Linked DNA regions of Homo sapiens: region 1 is linked to region 2. The links are chromatin loops, found by intact Hi-C in ENCODE. Cell type or tissue: gastrocnemius medialis. All regions are shown on one strand. Each heading gives the region's core, and the rest is flanking DNA. Links, peaks and the distances in the headings are about the cores only.

Evidence for each region. A loop is a pair of places that touch in the nucleus more often than their neighbours do. Peaks named below come from ENCODE experiments on the same cell type or tissue, not always from the same donor. Only the 100,000 strongest peaks of a DNase experiment are listed, where the experiment ranks them.
Region 1: a loop joins it to region 2, with 8 times the contacts of the local background. A loop is called at or near these places in 1 of 110 quality-filtered maps.

The regions. Positions count from the first base shown.
Region 1 is chr3:179,688,807-179,699,765 of GRCh38, forward strand. USP13 (ubiquitin specific peptidase 13) reads left to right here. Exons shown (of 21, transcript NM_003940.3): 3 at 1,435-1,495. Among named protein-coding and RNA genes, the nearest start is that of USP13, 41 kb to the left of the region's middle. In gastrocnemius medialis, for the core only: no CTCF peak of the experiment used is centred there; no DNase peak of the experiment used is centred there; H3K27ac peaks cover 3,383 bases.
Region 2 is chr3:179,759,441-179,770,399 of GRCh38, forward strand. USP13 (ubiquitin specific peptidase 13) reads left to right here. Exons shown (of 21, transcript NM_003940.3): 17 at 1,672-1,815; 18 at 4,562-4,728; 19 at 6,255-6,408. Among named protein-coding and RNA genes, the nearest start is that of USP13, 110 kb to the left of the region's middle. In gastrocnemius medialis, for the core only: no CTCF peak of the experiment used is centred there; no DNase peak of the experiment used is centred there.

The DNA.
Region 1 (10,959 bases), core at 4,063-9,062, 70 kb before region 2:
CAATAGGTTTTATTTCATCCCTTTTTGAAGCAGTTAAGTGGAAAGGGGGAAGAAAGAGGCTCTGAGATAATAGAGGAGCGACTCTAAGAGAGGAGATGTGCATTTGGCATCAGTATTTGGAGGGACAGGTTTTTGAGAAAGTGTTCTGTAATGCAGATTCCTAAGATGTGAACTGTAAACCTGTAGTAGAAGCTGTAAAAACTTAATGTGAGAATCACAAGGATGAGTCAGCCTTCAAAGTCAACTATTAAAATGTGAGAAAGCAGACTTAGGACTCATGAGAGGACAAACTGAGAAGCAGAAAATGTGCAGCAAGGTCTCGACACCTGTGGCTGCTTGGAATGATGCGGCGTTAAACCCACACATGGTGGTCTGCTGGAAACATGCTTTTTTCTAGTAACTGAAAAAACATACACTGTGGAAATATGGTTTTGGCATTATACTTGATTTGAGAGTAAAATGTTTTGTGTGAGCATCAGATGAATGGCCTCTTTTGTATTACCACTCGATGGGCATTTTATTTCATTACTGCTGATGGCTTCCATCATAGGTAGAAAATACACGATGCTGGGTGGGGTGCGGTGGCTCACACCTGTAAGCCCAGCACTTTGGGAGGCCGAGGTGGGCAGATCACGAGGTCAGGAGTTCAAGACCAGCCTGACCAACACAGTGAAACCCCGTCTCTACTAAAAATATTAAAAATTAGCTGGGTGTGGTGGCAGCCGCTTGTAATCTCAGCTACTCGGGAGGTTGAGGCAGGAGACTCGCTTGAACCCAGGAGGCGGAGGTTGCTGTGAGCCGAGACTGCGCCACTGCACTCCAGCCTGGGCGACTGTGTGAGACTCCATCTCAAAAAAAAAAGCCAAAAAAAAAGAAAATACACGATGCTTACGATGGCAAACATAGCCACTTGTCGGTGCTCCAAAAATGTTTAGGGAGGTTAGATTGAGATTTCACATGACCAGACTATCAATGACTATTGATATTTATTAAGCCTTTCAACAGTAGTTGTTAGGCATGCCCAGGGCCAAGCACTAGAGACCCACTGGGTAAGCAGGAGAATAAGATCCTCACCTTCTGGAGCCCCATCATCTTTCCTGAGTTTTTCAATGTCAGGCCTGGGCTCCTGCCCTCTTGGGAGCAGGTGCTGATTTGAAATTTAAGTATCGACTTCACCTTGATCCCTGGTTTCCATTTCTTTTTCCAGAAGCGTTTTCTTTATAATTTAATAAAAATAAGCAGGTGGATAGCATTGCCCTTCACCTACCTGCATTAACCTGGGTCAGTTCCCTGTTTATCCTGGAATTGCTAATCTAGATGGAATATTTCTTCTTGGCCTTCTGTAAAAACTAGGAACCTCTGAGATGTGCTTTTCCCTCACAAAGATGTTTATTTTATAGGCCGCATTTTAATGATCTTTTGTTTTCTTTTCAGAAGGTAAGAGGGGCGTCTGGTGGAGCGTTACCAAAAAGGAGGAATTCCAAGATTTTTTTAGGTAAATAGTTATCAGTAGCATGCTCAGATTTTGTGTTTGTGTGTGTGTATATGTGCATACTCATGTGCATCTTTGATTTAGAGTAATAGGTTGTTTATTGCTGTACAATTTAAGGATGAGAGGCACAGATTTAAGGCCCGCCTCCACTTTGCGTTTACCTACCAGTGAAGTGTGCTTTTAGCCCTCTTAGTTGGGTTTAGTGCTTTGAAGCAATTATACTTACAGTGACTTGAGAGTAATTATAATTCTGCTTCAGTTCTGTTTATTGCTTACTTTATTTTTATTTTTTGAGACAGGGTCTGGCTCTCTCGCCTAGGCTGGAATGCAGTGGCGCCATCTTGGCTCACTACAACCTGCGCCTCCCGGGCTCAAGCCATTCTCCCACCTCAGCCTCCCAAGTAGCTGAGACCACAGGCACACACCACCACGACTGGCTAATTTTTTGTACTTTTTGTAGAGACGGAGTTTCACCATGTTGCCCAGGCTGGTCTGGAACTCCTGAGCTCAAGCGATCCAACTGCCTCGGCTGGGATTTCAGGCGTGAACCACTGCACCCGGCCAATTTTTTGCTGACTTTCAATAGCTGGCTCTTGCAGTGACTCACGCCTGTATTCCCAGCACGTTGGGAGGCTGAGGCAGGAGGATTGCTTGAACCTAGGAGTTTGAGATCAGCCTGGGTAACATAAAAAGGCCCTGTCGTTACCAAAAAATTAAAAAATTAGCCGGGTATAGTGGTGTGTGTCTGTAGTCTCAGTGACTTGGGAGGCTGAGGCAGGAGGATCACTTGAGCCCAGGAAGTTGAGGCTGTAGTGAGCTATGATTGCCACTGCACTCCAGCCTGGGTGACAGAGCGGGATCCTGTCTTTAAAAAAAAAAAAAAAAAGAAGTCAATTTTTTTCTTTTTATTTCTAAAATTAGCCAAACTACAGACTTCATTCAGATTTCATAATTTTTCTCCCGCTCATGTCCTTTCTTTGTTACAAGATATGATCCAGGGTTCCGCATTGTATTCAGTTGTCATGTTTCTTTAATCCTTTCCAGACTCTGATCATTCTTCAGTTTTTCTTTGTCTTTAATAATTGTGACACTTTTGAAGAGTGCTGGTCAGTTATTTTGTAGACTAGACCTCAGTTTGGCTTTATCTGATGTTTTCTCATGAAAAATGTGAAGTATGTACGTATGCATTTTTGGAAAGAATCCTACAGAGATAGTGTGCCCTTCTTAGTGCATGGTATCAGGGGTACATGATGTTAACATGTTGTCATACTGGTCATGCTGAACTTGATCATTGTTAAGGTAGTGTCTGCTGGGTTTCTTCACTGTAAAGTTATAGTGTAATTAAGAAATATTTTGAGAGTGATACTTTGAGACTGTGCTAAATATTTTGTTTCTCCTCAAAGTTTTGCTCACTAATTTTAGCATCAGTGGACCTTGCCTGCAATAATGATGGCTCTAGTGTTTGACTAATGGTGATTTGAAAATTTCCCTTATTGGAAGGGCCAGTTTTGTTTATGCAAGTGACTACTGATTTCTATATCATATAATTATGGTCATATTAAGCTTCTGATATGGTTTTCTCAAGCGAAAAAGTGGTTTGATAATATTTGACCAAACAAGTTTATGTGCCTAAATGCCTCAGATTATTGTTTGAAAGGATTTGCAAAATTGTTTCCATAGTATGATTTCATTTTTGTAAAAAAATCCTATACATACATATACATATGTATATACAGATATAGACATGTATATGTATGTATGCATGCATGTATGAATGTATATCTGTGTGTGTGCACACACTTCTACACACACATACACATGTGTACATATATAACTGGGAGATCAGAAGAGTCTGGAAGAATACTCCAAACTGTTAATAGTAGCTCTTTCCCGGTAATAGAATGGAAGTGATTCTGATTTTCATCTTTTTGCTTCTCTATATTTAAACTTTTTCTGTAACAAACATGTTACTGTGATGAAAAGACACATGAATTATTTGAAAAGTGAAGCCATTGAAAACTGTTGTGGAGCTGAGTTTCTTTCCTGGTTTGATTCTCAGTTACTCTGTGCTGGATCCAACCTTGCTGTCTTCTCCTGCTTCTCAGCTCATGCTTTTCTGTACGAGGCTTATCTGCAGTTGGTTCTTCTACCTTGGCCAATCTTCCTTACTTCTCAACCTGTCTTTGGACCACAACCCAGTTTAACCAACTAAACCCAAACCAAGCTAGCATGAACCCCAAAGCTGAAATTATTGAATATCTTCTGATGCTTTGGTTATTAGTCTTCCAGCACCTTTGCACTAATATAGATCATATGATTTCATTTGAATTAAGTAACGTCAGCAGGTTCTTCTTGAAGGCAGAACTAACTAAACATTTCGACTTACCATTGTTAATTTTTATTATTTTCTTTGGTTGAATGAAGAAGTTAGCTGACCTTGGCCTTTAATTTTTGTGTCTTCTTTTCATAAGACCTGGAGGTTTGATTTTTTTCTAGTGATTATTTTGGTTGTAGAGGATATTGTCAGGAAACTGTTTTAGAAATTAATTTGAAAGTTAGCACTGAGGTTTTGTGCTTCAAACTGTGTGGACCCCTTCCTTCCATTCTTCCGTAGGGGACTACCTACCATTTTGTTTCAGTGAGGCTTTTTCTACAGGTTATTCTCTGTATTCAGGCAAGATTTCATATCTTAGAAAACCACAAGGTGCATATAGAACTCACAGCCCCAAAAAAGTGTTCTATGACTATATTAATTTAAAAATGAATGCCATTAGCCCCACATTCCATTTCTCCCTATTGTTTTATATCCAGGTTCTTTACAAATTTACCTCCGTCATCCCAGTAGGAGTTCTTTCTTTTTCGGTTTTTGAGACAGGAACTCATTCTGTTGCCCAGGCTGGAGTGCAGTGCCACAATCATAGCTCCCTGCAGCCTCACCCTGCCAGGCTCAAGTGATCCTCATGCCTCAGCCTCCCAAGTAGCTGGGACTACAGGCACACACCACCACACATGGTTAATTAAAAAAAATTTTTTTTAAAGTGATGGGGTCTCACTGTGTTGCCCAGGCTGGTCTTGAACTTCTATGCTCAAGCAATCTTCTGACCTCAGTCTCCCAAAGTGCTGGGATTACATGTGTGAGCTGCTGTGCCTGGCCAGGAAGTTATTTTTTACAGGAATTCATTTTTTGCAAGTTCTGATTTAAAGCCCCCTCAACTGATGCTTCTCATCTCCTAGGAACAGGCACTTTTCTCTTGTCACATTGGTCCCAGCCCTGAGTTAATGTGACCTATAAATTAATTTCAGTGATGGGCTGTGTATTAGGGTTACATCTGGTTTATGTAACGGTAAATTTAAAACACTAGTAACTTTGTTTATTTATTTATTTATTTATTTGAGCCGGAGTCTTGCTCTGTCACCCAGGTTGGTGTGTAGTGGTGTGATGTCGGCTCACTGCAATATCCGCCCTCCGAGTTCAAGCAATTCTCCTGCCTCAGCCTCCCGAGTAGCTGGGATTACAGGTGCCCACCACCATGCCCAGCTAATTTTTGTATTTTTTTTTTTGTAGAGACGAGGTTTCACCATGTTGGTCAGGCTGGTCTCGAACTCCTGACCTCAGGTGGTCTGCCCACCTTGGCCTCCCAAAGTGCTGGGATTACAGGCGTGAACCACCACACCTGGCCTATTTATTTTTGAGACAGCATCTCACTGTGTCACTCAGGCTGGAGTGCAGTGGCATAATCATGGACACTGCAGACTCGGCCTCCTGTAGGGCTCAAGTGAACCTCCCACCTCAGCCTCCCAAGTAGCTGGGACCACAGGCATGCGCCACCATGCCTGGCTAATTTTTGTATTTTTCTGTGAAGACAGGGTTCTGCCATGTTGCCCAGGCTGGTCTCAAACTCCGGGGCTCAAGTGATCTGCCTGCCTTGGCCTCCCAGAATGCTGGGATTACAGATGTGAGCCACTGTGCCCGGCCGATTCTGGTAACTTTAAACAAGATAGATGCTTATTTTGCTGTCATGTAGAGGATGTTGGGAAACAGTAAGTGTGGTGATGTGATGGCCTCATGTTCACCAGGGATCTAGGCTCTTCCCATATTCCTGCTTCACCCTCCATCCTGGCCCATGATTTCCAACCTCATGGTCACCTTACGGTCCAAAATGGCTACTGGAACTCCAACCATCACATCCTGATTCTGGAAAGCATGAAAGAGGAAAGGGGAGGCCGGGCGCGGTGGCTCATGCCTGTAATCTCAGCACTTTGGGAGGCCAAGGTGGGTGGATCACCTGAGGTCAGGAGTTCGGCAGCCTGGCCAACGTGGTGAAACCCTGTCTCTACTAAAAATACAAAAAATTAGCTGGGCATGGTGGCACATGACTGTAATCCCAGCTATTTGTGAGGCTGAGGCAGGAGAATTGCTTGAACCTGGGAGGCGGAGGTTGCAGTGAGCTGAGATCGCACCATTGCACTCCAGCCTGGGCAAAGAGTGAAACTCCATCTCAAAAAAAAAAAAAAAAAAAAAAAAGAAACAAAGAAAAGAGGAGAAAGAGGAAGGACAAAATAGTCTAATCTCCCAGCAGAGTCACCTTGCCTTTGTCAGCCTTCTCATAGAGCCCCCAATCAGTTTACGCCTCTCTGGCAGAACTTGGTCACGTGGCCACATCTAGCTGCACAGGAGACTGGAAAATAAAGCCCACCAGCGGGCTCCGCTGAGTAAAGTTGGGGTCTCTTATTAGGAAGAAGGGGACAGTGGGTATTGGGAGGCAGCTAGTAGCCTCTGCCACAGACTCTTTCCCTCAAAGGGATGCTGGGATTGTTTCCTCATGGAGAGGAAGATAACTCAGAGCTCTCTTGCAGTTTCTCTGTTATTTTTTGGCTAGGAAGTACTATTTCACTGGTACTGAAATGAAATTATGATGCTCCTTCTTCGGCTTCATGAAGCAGATGTAGGTGGCCAATGCTTTATCTTGGGTGGAGGTGTTTTATTCCCATTCATTTGATGACTTTGTGAATAATTCCTTTTCCATCAGCTCAACAGTGACATTGAAACCATTGAATCATTTGGTTACAACCTGCAATTGACTTTACAAGGGAAGCTGAGGCCACTGGCTGGTGCCAAAAGGCTTCCTGGTGTCCTGAGCAGCACCCTGCCTCTCAGTGGTCAAATCACTTTCCCTCCATATTACTTTGATGTTCATTCAAGTGAAATGACCTCAGTACTAGCTTTTGCTGCTATTTTTTTTTTTTTAACTAGCAACGACAATTATTGGTAATTGAAAAATCATTTAAATTCTATACTTTTAAAACATTTAGGATTAAAATTTTTTTTCAATATGTACCTCATGGGTAAAGCTTAAAATTGAGAAGTTATAAAGGGCTCCTCAGTGAAAATTAAGTTTTTTTCCCCTCCCTTCCCTGTATCCTAGCCACTTGGTTACTGCCTCCAGAGACAAATTTTCTGTGTGTACATCTTTGTATATATTGTGTATTCTCTCAGCGATTGTCTATACATAAGTAATGCTTTTAGATTTCTTTTTTCTGTAGTCCCTAGGGAGCCATTAACCCTTCGGCTCCCAAACTGTGTTCTGAGGCACCCTGGAGTGCTACAGTGAGCTCACCAGGGCACTGAAGGATATTTTAAGTCTCTGAGGGAACATATTGGTGCTCAAACATTGCATGAACTAAACACAGTGTAGTTTTACTATTAGGTTACCCTGTATTCCTTCCAATAACTCCATATCTTTGTAAAGCTGGAGTTTTTTTTAGTGGTTTCTGTGGTAAAAGTCAAGCACCATGTGAAAATCAATGTGAAATAGGAAATAAGGGTGGCAGTGGCTGATCCGATTCAGGGAAGTTGTGCATTGCCCAACAGCTGAACACATCCCATTAGTGAAGGACTGGGGCTATTTCAGAGTAAAATATTTTTTCTTTCAACTTATACGTATTTTTTGCTAATGGTTAGTTGTTAGAACATAAATACTTAACCAAGTTTTTTTGATCTAACTACTAAATAAACAGAGCCATTAGGCATTTTTTTTTTTTTTTTTTTGAGATGGAGTCTTGCTCTTGTTGCCCAGGCTGGAGTGCAATGGCATGATCTTGGCTCACCGCAACCTCCGCCTCCCGGGTTCAAGCGATTCTCCTGCATTAGCCTCCTGAGTAGCTGGGATTACAGGCGCTGGCCACCACACCTGGCTAATTTTTTTGTATTTTTAGTAGAGACGGGGTTTCGCCATGTTGGCAAAACCTGACCTCGAACTCCTGACCTCGTGATCTGCCCACCTTGGCCTCCTAAAGTGCTGGGATTACAGGCGTGAGCCACTGCGCCTGGCCAGGCATTTCTTTTGGCTTAGGGTTGCTGTGAAAAAAATTGCTGGGATGCTTAGGGGTGCTGTGAACTGGGAGAGTTCAGCTAGAAAGGGACACTATTAGGTTGTGTTGTAGAAAGATAACTTGGAAAAATATGAAAGTTGGTGAGTTTGGGGTATAAGCTGATATGAAGGAGATAGTAGAGAAGCGAGGAGGTAAGGGAGTTCTGGATCCTTCAAGAAATACCCTATGGCTCATAATGTGATTCTGCCCTAATTCCATATATATATATTTTACAATAAAGCTACAGATATGCATAGATATATAAATAACTGGTAATGCATTTAATTTAAAAAATACCATATGTTTGATACATCATAAAAAACAGTGTTAAATATTTACATCTTTATGGAGTCTGTCCTAGTTTTCACAAATAGGTGTAAAGGAGTTCAGTTCTCTGTGTCTGAAAGTGGAACTTCCAAGGAGCCACCACTTCACCTCAGAAAACTTAAATTCCACTTTTTTTTGGCTTAGACCAGGTGTTTAAACTTGTTAAGGAATAGATTGAAAACAGAAAATTTGTGCAAAGTTTCGCTAATGGGCCTGTTCAGAAAGTTCATCTGCCCCTCTGATAACCAGAAGGTTCTAATAAACTACATTTTGCTATTTCTTTCTGAAGTGGGTAAAATAATATGTTCTTTTGAAGGTAAATAGTTGGTTAGATTTTGCAGCCCTTGGACAGATCGCTTACCTCCAACAATTAAAGTTAATATGGTCAGGGTGAGAGAACACTGACCTGGGAATCAGAGCCCTGGCTTTGTGTAGGGACCCATTCTTTCCTTCACTGTCCTTCATAGCTTAGGCATCTTGGGGAAATGGGTAGTCCTAGCCACTTCTCCCAGGGATCTGGGAGGATCATCAAAGCAGAGTTTATATTTATTTATTTATTTTTAAACTTAGAGAAGGCTTTCTTGGGTATTGCCACTTAATAGCCACAATAGAAGGTAGCAGCTGGGGAGAAGTTGGGGGTCCCTAGGGTATGATTACTCTGTAGCTTCTTCAACTAAATATTTTTGGGGTGATGAGACATGATTTAGAGATGTGGAAATTTTAGGTTATACTTAGGGCTGTGGGGTCATATGTGTTCAAGAGGAACCTTAGATTTGTCCCCTGAAATCAGAATGTATGTTACCTCTGATGGACTTTTCCCTAATTTGGATTAAGTTTTTTGGGAAAGATCATGCCCCTCTTCCATTCCATTGAATTAAAAGTAAAAGTAAACTTAAACTAAGTGTAAAGAAGCACAACAAAGTTCTGCTTTTCTGCATGACAGCAGTCTTGCTTCCTCTTAAACATCTGAGTCGCCAATTAAAATACAATGCAACTCTTTTGATATTCTTGTTTTGCTGTTGTTTTTAGCATGTTGATGTTGTTGACTTCCTGAAGTCCCCATTCACAGACATTTACAGGGTGTGTAGTGTGTGCCAGGCACAGTACAGGGGCTAGGAACATAGGAGGTAAGACTCATTTCCGGCTCTCTGAGCTGACAGTCTAGAAGAATTTGAAGGTGATAACTTCTGAATACTCAGATTTCACAGAAGATCCCCACATGGTACCATGGTCTTGCAGCCAAAGGGAAGGGAAGGCACTTTTGGTTGTGTTAGTTGTCAGGAATAGGGAGAAAGTGATGATGATGATGGTGATGGCAGATATTGTTTGTGGAGTCCCCTAGTACCTACCAGATCCTGTACTAGGGTGCCTTAAAACTTTATCTTGTTTAATCCACTTAACAGTCTTGTGGGGTAGATAATATCTATGGTTTACAAGAAGAATGAACTTAGAAACAAATTTTCTAGGGTTACATAGCTAGTAAATGCCAGAGTGGGGTTTTTTTTTTTCTTGTATTATATTTATGCCAGGTAAGATTTGAATTAACTTTAAATGAGCATGTTTTCTGTGGAAAGGAGACAGATAATATCTTGTATGAGCTGAATCTGCACACATAAACACAAGATTTATGCCCTGGTTACTTAAAATTGTTATATATACAATATTATAATAAAGAAAAATTTAAGAATAAAGTTCACTCACTCTATTTCCATTTGTTTAGGTTTCTTTCTCATTTTTGTCTATGAGCATAATATAAAGTCTTTACAGTGAAGATGAATTTTGTGTTTTTAGCATTAACATAGCATAAACATTTTCTGTTCCTACATAGTCTAAATAACTATGATTTAAATAATATTCTATTGGGTTGAATACTATTTTTTTTTTTTTTCTGAGATGGAGTCTTGCTCTGTTGCTCAGGCTAGAGTGCAGTGGTGCAATCTCGGCTCACTGCAACCTCCTCCTCCTGGGTTTAAGCAATTCCCTGCCTCATCCTCCTGAGTAGCTGGGATTACAGGTGCGTGCCACCACACCCGGCTAATTTTTGTATTTTGAGTAGAGACAGGGTTTCACCATCTTGGCCAGGCTGGTCTTGAACTCCTGACCTCGTGATCCACCTGCCTCGGCCTTCCAAAGTACTGGATTATAGGTGTGAGCCACCATGCCTGGCCGGGTTGAATACCTTTTTTTATTAAACATTTAGATTCCAACTTAAAAAAATATAAATATTGAAGCATTCACATTTTCATAATATATAGAATCTTTCTTTGAATTATATCCTTTAAATTAATGCCTGTACTTACTAATTAAACTTCTTTAATATTACATTTTGTCAAATGAACCTCACTTCTATTGCTACCTAGTAATGTTTGGTTTGGTTCTTTATTTTGGTATTTCTGACTCTTACAATTTAGAATCTTTTATTAAAACATTGAAACCAGGCGTGGTGATTCACGCCTTTAATCCCAGCATTTTGAGATGCTGAGGTGGGGGGATTGCTTGAGGCAAGGTATTTGAGACTGGCCTGAGCCACATAGTGAGATCCTGTTTTTACAAAAGATAAAAAAAATTAGCCAAGCCTGGCAGTCCTAGCTTCTCAGGAGGGTGAGGTGGGAGGATAGCTAGAGCTTGGGAGTTTGATGTTGTAGTAAGCTATGATCACACCAGTGGACTCAAGTCTTGGCAACAGAGTGACACCCTGCCTCAAAAAAAAAAAAAAAGCTTAGATTGCATTTTAGCTGTATCTTATTTATTTTATTTATTTATTTATT
Region 2 (10,959 bases), core at 3,258-8,257:
GTCTTCACTGTGCTAATGCACATCATGAATTTCTAAGGAGAGGATAGACTATGTAGGTTTAAAAACTTATCTGATCACAGAAACTCCGTTTTTGATTCAATGGTTACATCTCTTAGAATACTAGGATCCTGTAGAACACAATTTGGGAATCACTGTTGTCCAACATTATTGTTTTCTGAACATTTGACCTGGATAGGATGTTCTATGTATCTTCCTTGTAAGAGAGCACTTTGGTAAATGCATTTTTTTTTTGAGACGGAGTCTCACTCTGTCACCAGGTTGGAGTGCCGTGGCGCGATCTCAGCCCACTGCAACCTCTGCCTCCCGGGTTCAAGCGATTCTCCTGCCTTAGCCTCCCAGGTAGCTGGGACTACAGGTGCACGCCACCACCCCCAGCTAACTTTTGTATTTTTAGTAGAGATGGGGTTTCACCATGTTGGCCAGGATGGTCTCCATCTCTTGACCTTGTGATCCACCTGCCTCGGCCTCCCAAAGAGCTGGGATTACAGGCGTGAGCCACTGCACCCACCTGGTAAATGCATTTTCAATACAAAATTTTTGTAGAACAGCTATTTCTCTTCTCGGTTCTTTTCCTGATTGACAGAAAATTGACAGAAGTTTTAGTAGAGTCCTCAGGACATGGAAAACCCAAGGGATATATTTTATATTCCTGTTTTTTCTCCTCTTTTGGTGTAATTTGAGAACAGTGTGTATGTGTATGTATCTATACATACACACAGATTTACACATACATCTCTATCAGTATCTATATGTTATTAACACAAGAAAACAAAAGCCTCTGTATCTGAGCCCAAGTTACTTTGTAAAGCCGTCTCTTAATGTTTTTTTTTTTTTTTTTTTGAGACGGAGTCTCACTCTTTCGCCCAGGCTGGACTGCAGTGGCGCTATCCCGGCTCACTGCAAGCTCCGCCTCCTGAGTTCATGCCATTCTCCTGCCTCAGCCTCCCGAGTAGCTGGGATTACAGGTGCCCACCACCACGCCCGGCTAATTTTTTGTATTTTTAGTAGAGACGGGGTTTCACCGTGTTAGCCAGGATGGTCTCGATCTCCTGACCTCATAATCCGCCCGCCTCGGCCTCCCAAAGTGCTGGGATTACAGGCGTGAGCCACCACGCCTGGCCTCTTAATGTTTTAAGCTTGTATAATTAAAAAACGAACTTTTTCCTTCTATACTTAACATTTGCACTCTCCGTTTTCCAGAGCTGCTTGCTTCCTGTGATTGCCAGATGTATCTATAGGCCTGCAGTAACTTTCTGTGAGGTTTAAGGAACAGGCTTTTAGGCCTGTAGATAGAGCTTTCTGTTCAAGTTTCAGTCATAGGAGAGGCTGTCATAGAGGTCTTGAGAATGCTCTGAAATCGTTCTGGGAATACACTAAATCTCCCCATATGAAATTAGAGAATCGTTTTTCATTGCTTGCATTGTCCAGGTAATTAACCTGGTTCCTATGTGGGTCAAAGATATAAACTTAGCCCAAATAGCTTTAATATTTGTGTGGCTTAAAACAAAACTAAACAAAGTAAAACCATTATCTACACCCAACAGAATAGCACTTTCTTTGGGTAGCATGTGGATAGGAGAGTGGAGAGTAGCTAAGACAAGAAGCGACAGTTTCCTCTTTCACACTAGAATATCCTGTTGTGCTCTGTAGCATCAGACATCGATGAGTCATCAGTGATGCAGCTGGCCGAGATGGGTTTCCCGCTGGAAGCATGTCGCAAGGCTGTGTACTTCACTGGAAATATGGGCGCCGAGGTGGCCTTCAACTGGATCATTGTTCACATGGAAGAGCCAGGTAGGTGGCGAGAAAATGGAATGGCTTTGGAGTCTGATGTGACCCTCAGTGATGCTGAGTCCTGGTCCTTCCAAGGTCCCTGTGGATGTATCCCTAGAAAATGACTTTATAGTTCCTAATCTCCTGCAGTGGAGGAGAAAGCCAGTCTTTTTCTTCTTCTTTTTTTTTTTAAAAACAGCAGCTTTAGGCCAGGCGTGGGGGCTCATGCCTGTAATCCCAGCACTTTGGGAGGCCAAGGCAGGCGGATCACGAAGTCAAGAGATGAAGACCATCCTGGCCAACATAGTGAAACCCCATCTCTACTAAAGATACAAAAATTAGCTGGGCATGGTGGTGCGTACCTGTAGTCCCAGCTACTCAGGAGGCTGAGGCAGGAGAATCGCTTGAACGCAGGAGGCGGAGGCTGCAGTGAGCCAAGATTGCACCACTGCACTCTGGCCTGAGTGACAGAGCGAGACTCTGTCTCAAAAAAACAAACAAACAAAAAAACAACAAAAAAAACCCCAAACAGCTTTATTGAGATATAATTCATCCCTTTAAAGTGTATAAGTCAGTGGCAAAAAGACCAATAGAAAGATACGGGATATACTTCTAACTAAGCGATGATGAAAATTTGAAATGGAAACATGGGCATGAAGAAATGGAGGATGTTTAGTTAGCTTTTTCTTTTATCTACTTTATTAAGCTATAATGCATATATTCATCTGTTTAAAGTGTACATTTCAATGGTTTTTCATAAATTCACAGTTGTGTAACCATTACCACTATCAAATTTTAGAACATTTTGTACCCTTCAAAAGAAATCTCATACATAATAGCAGTCACTCCCCATTTTCCTGCTCACCCCAGCCCCTGGCAACCACGAATCTGTTTTCTGGATCAAGGGATTTGCCTGTTTTGGACATTTCATATAAATGGAGTCATATAATAAAAGGTCGTTTGTGTTTGGTTTCTATCACTTAGCATAGTGCTTTCAAGATTCATCTATGTTGTAGCATGTGTCAGTACTTCATTCCTTTTTACGGTAAAATAATAGTCTGTTGGGTCGGGTTTGGTGGCTTACGCCTGTAATCCCAGCACTTTGGAAGGCCAAGGCAGGAGGATCATTTGAGGTCAAGAGTTCAAGACCAGCCTGGCCAACATGGTGAAACCCCATCTCTATTAAAAATGCAAAAATTGTCTGGGCATGGTGGCGGGCACCTGGAGTCTCAGCTACTTGGGAGACTGAGGCAGGAGAATTGCTTGAGCCCAGGAGACGGAGGTTGCAGTGAGCTGAGATCACGCCACTGCCCTCCAGCCTGGGCAACAGAGTGAGACTCCATCTAAAATAATAATAATAATAACAATAATAATAGTCTATTTTATGGGTATACTATATTTTATTAATCTTTATCAGTTCATGGACATTTGGGTTATTTACATTTTTTGGCTTTTATGAACAATGCTGCTATAAACATTTTTTACAAGTTTTTGTGTGGATGGACATTTATTTTTACTTCTCTTGAGTGGAATTGCCATGTCATATGGTAACTCTATATTTAATTTTGAGGAACGACCAAACTGTTTTACACAGTGGCTGAACCATTTTACATTTCCACCAGTAATGAATGTGAGTTCCAATTTCTCCATATCATCACTAACCCTTATTATTATCTTTTTTATCATACCCATCCCAGTGGGTATGAAGTGGTATCTTGTGGTTTTGGTTTGCATTTTCCTAATGACTAATGATGTTGAACAACTTTTCGTATGTTTATTGACTGTATATCTTATTTGGAGATATGTCTATTCAAATTCTTTGCCCATTTCTAATGAAGTTATCCTTTTATTATTGAGTTCTAAGAGTTCTTTACAAATTCCAGATACGAGTTTCTATGAGATATATGATTTGTGTTTTCCCCCCCATTCTGGTGTTTTTTCACTTTCTTGATGGTATCCTTTGAAGCACAAACATTTTTAATTTTGATGATGTCCAATTTATCTTTTTTTTCTTTTATCACTTGTGCTTTTTGTGTTGTAAATAAGAAACCATTGCCTAATCCAATGGCAAAGACTTACTCCTGTGTTTTCTTCTAAGATTATTATAGTTTTAGCTCCTATATTTAGGTCAATGAGCCATTTTGAGTTAATTTTGTGTATGATGTGAGGTGAGGGTCTGACTTTATTCTTTTGTATGTGGATATCCAGTTGTCCCAGCATCATTTGTTGAAAATAATGTCCTTTCCCCACTGAATGGTCTTGTTGAAAATCAGTTAACCACAGGTATATGGTTTTATTTCTGGAATCTCAATTCTATTTAATCGATCCATATGTCTGCCTATATACCAGTACCAGACTGTCTTTTTTTTTGAGACAGAGCCTTGCTCTCTTGCCCAGGCTGGAGTGCAGTGGTGCAATCTCAGCTCACTGCAACCTCCGCCTCTTGGGTTCAAGCGATTCTTGTGCCTCAGCCTCCCAAGTAGCTGGATTACAGGTGTGCACCACCATGCCCTGCTAATTTTTGTATTTTTAGTAGAGACAGGATTTTGCCATGTTGGCCAGGCTGGCCACGAACTCCTGACCTCAGGCGATCCACTCGCCTTGGCCTCCCAAAGTGCTGGGATTACAGGCATGAGCCACTGCGCCTGGCCCAGACTGTCTTGATTATTATAACTTTGTAGAATCATGTTTTTCCTTGTTAGTGTTGTTTCAGGACAAAAAAAAAAAAAAAAAAAGGAAAAGACTTGGGTGTGGTTATTTTTCTCAGATTTTGCTGAGCCGCTGACCATGCCTGGTTATGGAGGGGCAGCTTCTGCTGGAGCCTCTGTTTTTGGTGCTTCTGGACTGGATAACCAACCTCCAGAGGAAATCGTAGCTATCATCACCTCCATGGGATTTCAGCGAAATCAGGCTATTCAGGCACTACGAGCAACGGTGAGCATGAGAGACTGTGTGTGTGTGTGTGTGTGTGTGTGTGTGTGAATTTATTTCTGTAGCAGTTGAGACTTTCCAATGTACTTTGATCATTTTGATTCATGTTTGATTCATCTAACTGTGAATCTCATCATAGCCCATAAAGATTTATTTGCATATTATAAATATAAAGCTAAAATGAATGATTTTCACACAGCGAATGAGATAAATAAATCTGGGGTAATATGAGCAAACTGAAAGAAACTTGATATCATCTTGAATGTTTGTTAACAGGGGGTCAGAAATTTGACTTGGAGGCTGCTTGTGGCCCTAGAGGAAAGAGGGATGCATGAAATTCCATGTTCAGTAAGAAGTCCTTTAGGAGATAGAATGCTTTTCTGATACCAAGACCTTGGGTAAATGTCTCTTAAAAGTCCTCATAGAAAACTGAATGGCTCCTTGGAATTCTCTGCTGCTGTTTCTCTCTGCAGAAAGAGAAGGTTCTTCTGGTAGCCATGAACTTCTTGATACCAAGAAACAAGGGACTCTGAAACTACAGGGTAGACAATTCCCTTCTGCAGTGCTGATATCTGTTTAATCTTGAGGGAAGGTACTTAAAAAACAAAACAAAACCCATCCTTCCTGGTCACACCATAATCCATTTTTGAGTAGATATCTGCTCTCAATTACTTCTTGCCTATCCTGATGGGGTGCCTGCTAGGATCCGTTGCTGAGGTCACAGTGGCTCTTGATTGTCTCATGAGGATGTGGCTAGGACAACCTGTCTCCCTTTAAGATGATTAAAATATCTCAACCAGAGTTTGTTTTACTTGGGGTACTTTCTTGTGCTCCACTCATTTTATTTGCCTGACTGTTTCATTAGAGGTTTTATATCTATACAAATTCTTTAACCTGCCAGAAATATCACAAGCTGAGAAAGATGGAAATATTTTTATGGTCAATTAGTTTGAAGTACATGGAGTTCAGTTTAAACAATTATACTTAACTAATCAGTGTTGTTGTCATTAATCAAGATATTAATCTTGTCTTTACTGGAATTCAAACATTTTACCAACATTCCAGGAGAGAAGGCTCTAACATAATACCACACTGGCATCCCTCTATTGTTCAGTTATCTGCAGAAAATACAGTTGGTAGAGAAGGTAGTGTGTGCAATTAAAGTGGCTTTAGAAAGAGCTGCACTTAAACAAATGCCATACCCTTGGTTATTCCACACCTATTATTATCAGCATCTTCCTGCAGAAAAGCTGAGCTAACATTGATATAAACTTTGGAATGCTGATCTGCTGCTTAGAACTCTTTTCCAGTGAATCCAATTACAGATGTCAGCTGGGAGACTTGCAGAATGCCATGCCAACTGAACGTGCCTGTCATGCGGAGTCAGAGCTTCTTACTCAGTGGCACTTAGGACTAATTAATTCAGACCTCCTTCCCTATCTGCCTGACATCTAGTTGAAATGGTCAGGACATAGTGAGGCCTGAGGCTGCATGCATTGTAAAAACATCTGTTTCTTTTTTGTTGTTAGAATAATAACCTGGAAAGAGCACTGGATTGGATCTTTAGCCACCCTGAGTTTGAAGAAGACAGTGATTTTGTGATTGAGATGGAGAATAATGCCAATGCAAACATTATTTCTGAGGCCAAGCCCGAAGGACCTAGAGTCAAGGATGGATCTGGAAGTAAGTTCTTGCCTTAGAGGCTGTCTGAGCAGTCAGAACTATACGTTCAGCTCATGCCCTTCCCTCCCACCACAACATAGTCAAGCCTTTGCCATCATTCAAAAGTTAGCACAGATCCCATCTTCTTCGTTTTTTTTTTTTTTCTTTTTTGAGACAGAGTCTCACACTGTTGCCAGGCTGGTGTGCTGTGGCGCGATCTCGGCTCACTGCAACCTCCGCCTCCCAGGTTCAAGCCATTCTCCTGCTTCAGCCTCCCGAGTAGCTGGGATTACAGGCATGTGCCACCACACCCAGCTAATTTTTGTATTTTTAGTAGAGACGGGGATTCACCATGTTGGCCTGGCTGGTCTTGATCTCCTGACCTCGTGATATGCCTGTCTCGGCCTCCCAAAGTGCTGGGATTACAGGCATGAGCCACCATGCCTGGCCAGATCCCATCTTCTTAGAAATGGTGCAGTTTGCCACTTTGCATAGGCCCCGGTGATCTGATAAAGTCATGTCAGAATCATGTTGCTTGGTCATGTTTGTGCCCAAGTTTAGGGCCAACTTTGATTTTGTCTGTTCCTTTGAGGTAAAATTTCTTCATGGACCATGGGAGCTTTTGTCAAAAAGAGAACATTTGTTTTCATGGTAGTGTTTTTTGAGTAGTAGCAAAGTGGTCTCATCCTTGATCATATCGTTACCCGTACCAACTACTAATAATATCCTGAAGGGGTGTCTCAGGATGACAGGAAGAGGCGCCATAGGCCGTTGTTCTGCCTTTTAATAGCAAACACTTATGTATGTCACTATGTGCCAGGCACTGTTCTAAGCACTTTGCATATCAACACTCATGTAATTCTCACTACAACTGATTTTACAGGTGAGAAAATATAAGCATAGAGAGCTTGGGTACCTTGCCAAAGGCCACACAGCTCTTAAGAGATGGAGCCAAGATTCAAACCCAGAATCCTTGTTCTTAACCTTTGTGATATCCTGTTTCTTGGGCTGTCATTGCCTGTAGAATAACATTCAGGCTCTTTAGCTTGGCATTCAGCACCTCCTCCAGTCAGATCCAGGCCACCTGGTCTCCCAGTGTCACTTCTATACTCCCTATACCTGCAGCTGAGATGCCTGGGACTGTAGCCACACTCTTAGCCTACTCAGCTGTCAACAACTCTCTTCTCACTTAACCTGCAGACTCAGGTTAACCCCTATTTGTGAAATGAGCCTTCTCTCCCATCACTGCACACTAAAATTCTCATCATTATTTAGAACTTGGCCACAGATTCCATTTCTCTGGACTGCCTTCCTAGATCCTTGTCATAATCAGCTCATGCTTACCTCATATGCTAGCAATAATTATACCAGTATGAAAAATACTCCCATTTGTGCCATCTTTAATCCTCACAGTAACCTTATGAGGTACATACCATTATTATCCCCATTTTACAGGTGAAGAACCTGAGATAGAGAAGGCTAAGTAATAGCTTGTCAAGGTCTCATAGCTAGTGATGGATAGAACCACAATTCCAGTGCAGGCAGTCTGCCTCCAGAGCCTGTGCCTGTAGCCACTGTAATGCATTGTTAGTTTTTTTTGGTTTTTTTTTTTTTTGAGACAGAGTCTCACTCCATCACCCAGGCTGGAGTGCAGTGGCACGATCTTGGCTCACTGCAACCTCCACCTCCCAGGTTCAAGCGATTCTCCTGCTTCAGCCTCCCGAGTAGCTGGAATTACAGGTTTGGGCCACCACGCTCCCTTGTTAGTTCTTCTGTTGTTGGAGGTATCAAGTTGATCTTGCAATAAAATTACTTCTGTAGGTATTTGTGTCTCCCATTTGACTAGGAGCTTGCCCAGGGCAGAGGCCATTTGGCTTTTATAAAACTCATGGTGTCTAGCATGGTGCTAGACACATAGAAAGTACTGAGTAAATAACAGTTGTATTTAACTAAATCTACACTAGCAGCATTTGTTCCTATAATCATATAGTGGCAGATTTACTCATTAATGTTCTTTCCAGACCTAACATGTACGTATTCATATACAGATAGAAAGAGACGGTGGGAGGGAACTGTCTTCTTCTTTTTTTTAATATAAAATAGGAATTTCATCACTGAAACTGTTTCAATGCCAACTGGATAAGAAAGGATGAGATGTCGTTCTCCCAATTTCCATACTCATTTAAAGTATCTGGTATTACTTTTCAGAAATTACTAGCTTGCCTAAAATATTTAAAGCTGTAACAGACAGGTTACTCAATAATGTATGAGCAGGATTTATCACTTATTACACATCCATCAGTTCACTGCTTCATTGATTTTCCATAATGGGCATTTCCTTGGAGAGGATGAGTCCCTGCGGAAGGAATTAACCACAAGATGGGGCTGTTGTAAAGCTGCCAAGGTTTGGCTGCAGAGGGAAGGCGGGTCTGATCTTTAGGGTTTCCTTTCTTCTGATGGAGCTCGGAGGCAGCAGCCACTCTCTCACAGATGGTCAGTAATGATAAAGAACAGCCACATCATCTCCTCAGGGCTTACTCTACCTCAGAGTGATCTGTAGATATTCCTGCCACTGCTGGATTTTGAGGTGCATCCTTGAATAGGATGCTGCCAGGTACCCTTTAAGGCACTATGGGTCAACCAAGGGATTGAGGGTGAGAGTAGCGAAGGAGCACTATGAGATGCACTTAGAAATCGCATGCAAGATATGCAGGATATAAAGGCAGTAGTAGATGAAACATTTAATTATGAAGACAGAAAACAGAAACCTAATTTGCCAAATGCATTTTGAGTTTGATTTTACAGAACCACAAATGTTTTCAAAGTAGCTTCCCCAGCACTGTGCCTGGCCCATGGTGAGTGATCAGCAAATAACTGATTGAATGAAGAATTAAGTGAATGCCAGGAGGTAATAGACTTTGATAGCATTTTTGCTGCTTCCACAAAGTTCTATATAGAGGGGTTGGCAGTATACTACTATGTTACATTGCATGAATCAAAGGGAGGGGAAAACATGACTTCCTGTACTTTACTATATTAGCACACAAACTCATATTGTGAGTTGTTGCTTTCTTTTTCCTTTGTAAAAAAATTAACACTTATATTGAAGGATATATATTAATTTTAGCAACTTAAGGAAATATAGATATATGAAAAGACAAAATTAAAAATTACAATCTTACTCCCCGGCAATAATGACAAAATAATGTTTTGTTTATATTCTCTAGACCTTTTTAGACAAATGTATAAAAATGAATATAAATCTAAGGTTGTTTAAATATAACATTCTATTCTATATATACATTGCTATTTTGTGACTTGCTTTTCCTTTAATGTAATTAACATGTGATTAACATGTGATGAGGCTATGATTAGCCTGTGAGTTATGTAGGTGTACATGTATATACATCTATATTGTTGAACATATATTAACAATATTCTATTATAAACATGTACCATAGTTTATATACCTAATTCTAGGTTAATTAGGTATCATTTAAATAAAAGACCACATTATTACAGAAAGAGTTTCAAATAATGAAGATATTTCCACATTCAGAAGATGACCACTATGATTTTTAAATAATGAGGTTTTTTTGAGACAGAGTTTTGCTCTGTTCCCCAGGCTGGAGTGCAGTGGCATGATCTTGGCTCATTGCAGCCTTTGCCTCCTGGGTTCAAGTGATTCTCATGCCTCAGCCTCTCGAGTAACTGGCATTACAGGCATGCACCATCATACCTGGCTAATTTTTTGTATTTTTAGTAGAGACGGAATTTCGCCATGTTGCCCAGGCTGGTCTCCAACTCCTGAGCTCAGGCAGTCTGCCCACCTCTGCCTCTCGAAGTGTTAGGATTACAGGTGTGAGCCACTGCGCCTGGCCAAATAATGAGTTTCTTAAAGGATGAATTCAATTCACAGAAGTACAGCATATGCCTAATGTAATCCCTATCCAGGGAATAAAAGCTTGTTCAGCATTTTCCTCCTTCCATCCCTTCCTTCTTTCCTTCTTCTACTAAAAATAATATTGTGATAAACAGCCTTGGGCCTTCATTTGATTATTTGTTAAGGGAAGTTTCTGGAAGGGAAGTTTGTGAGTGAAAAATACATATTTTTAAGGTTTTAATGCAGATTACCATCACGTGACTCTCCACAAACACAGCAGGGGGCCACATCCTGGTCACACTGGTGACTTTCCGGTTTCCCCAACGTTCCCCAGCAGTGCTTTTGGTTGAGTGCTTTTTATATTTTTTGTATCTTTATTGCCTAGTTATTTTTCTTCTCGTGTTAACAGCTTATTTCCTTTGGCCAGTTTCCCACTTTTATTGAGGTTGTCAGCTTTCTTTTATTGATTTTTATGAGAGTTTCATGTACTGTAGATTAGTTTGGGAATACCTGATCACTTTACAATATTGAGTTTTTCTAGCCAGAAACATATGCTTCTCCTTTGATTTATTCGCCCCTTTTCTAACTCTTGCAAAGCTGTATGGTTTTCTTCATAAATATGCTAGGCATTTCTAGTTTAGTTATATCTCGAAATTACATTTTCACTGTTACTTATGAATACAAATTTT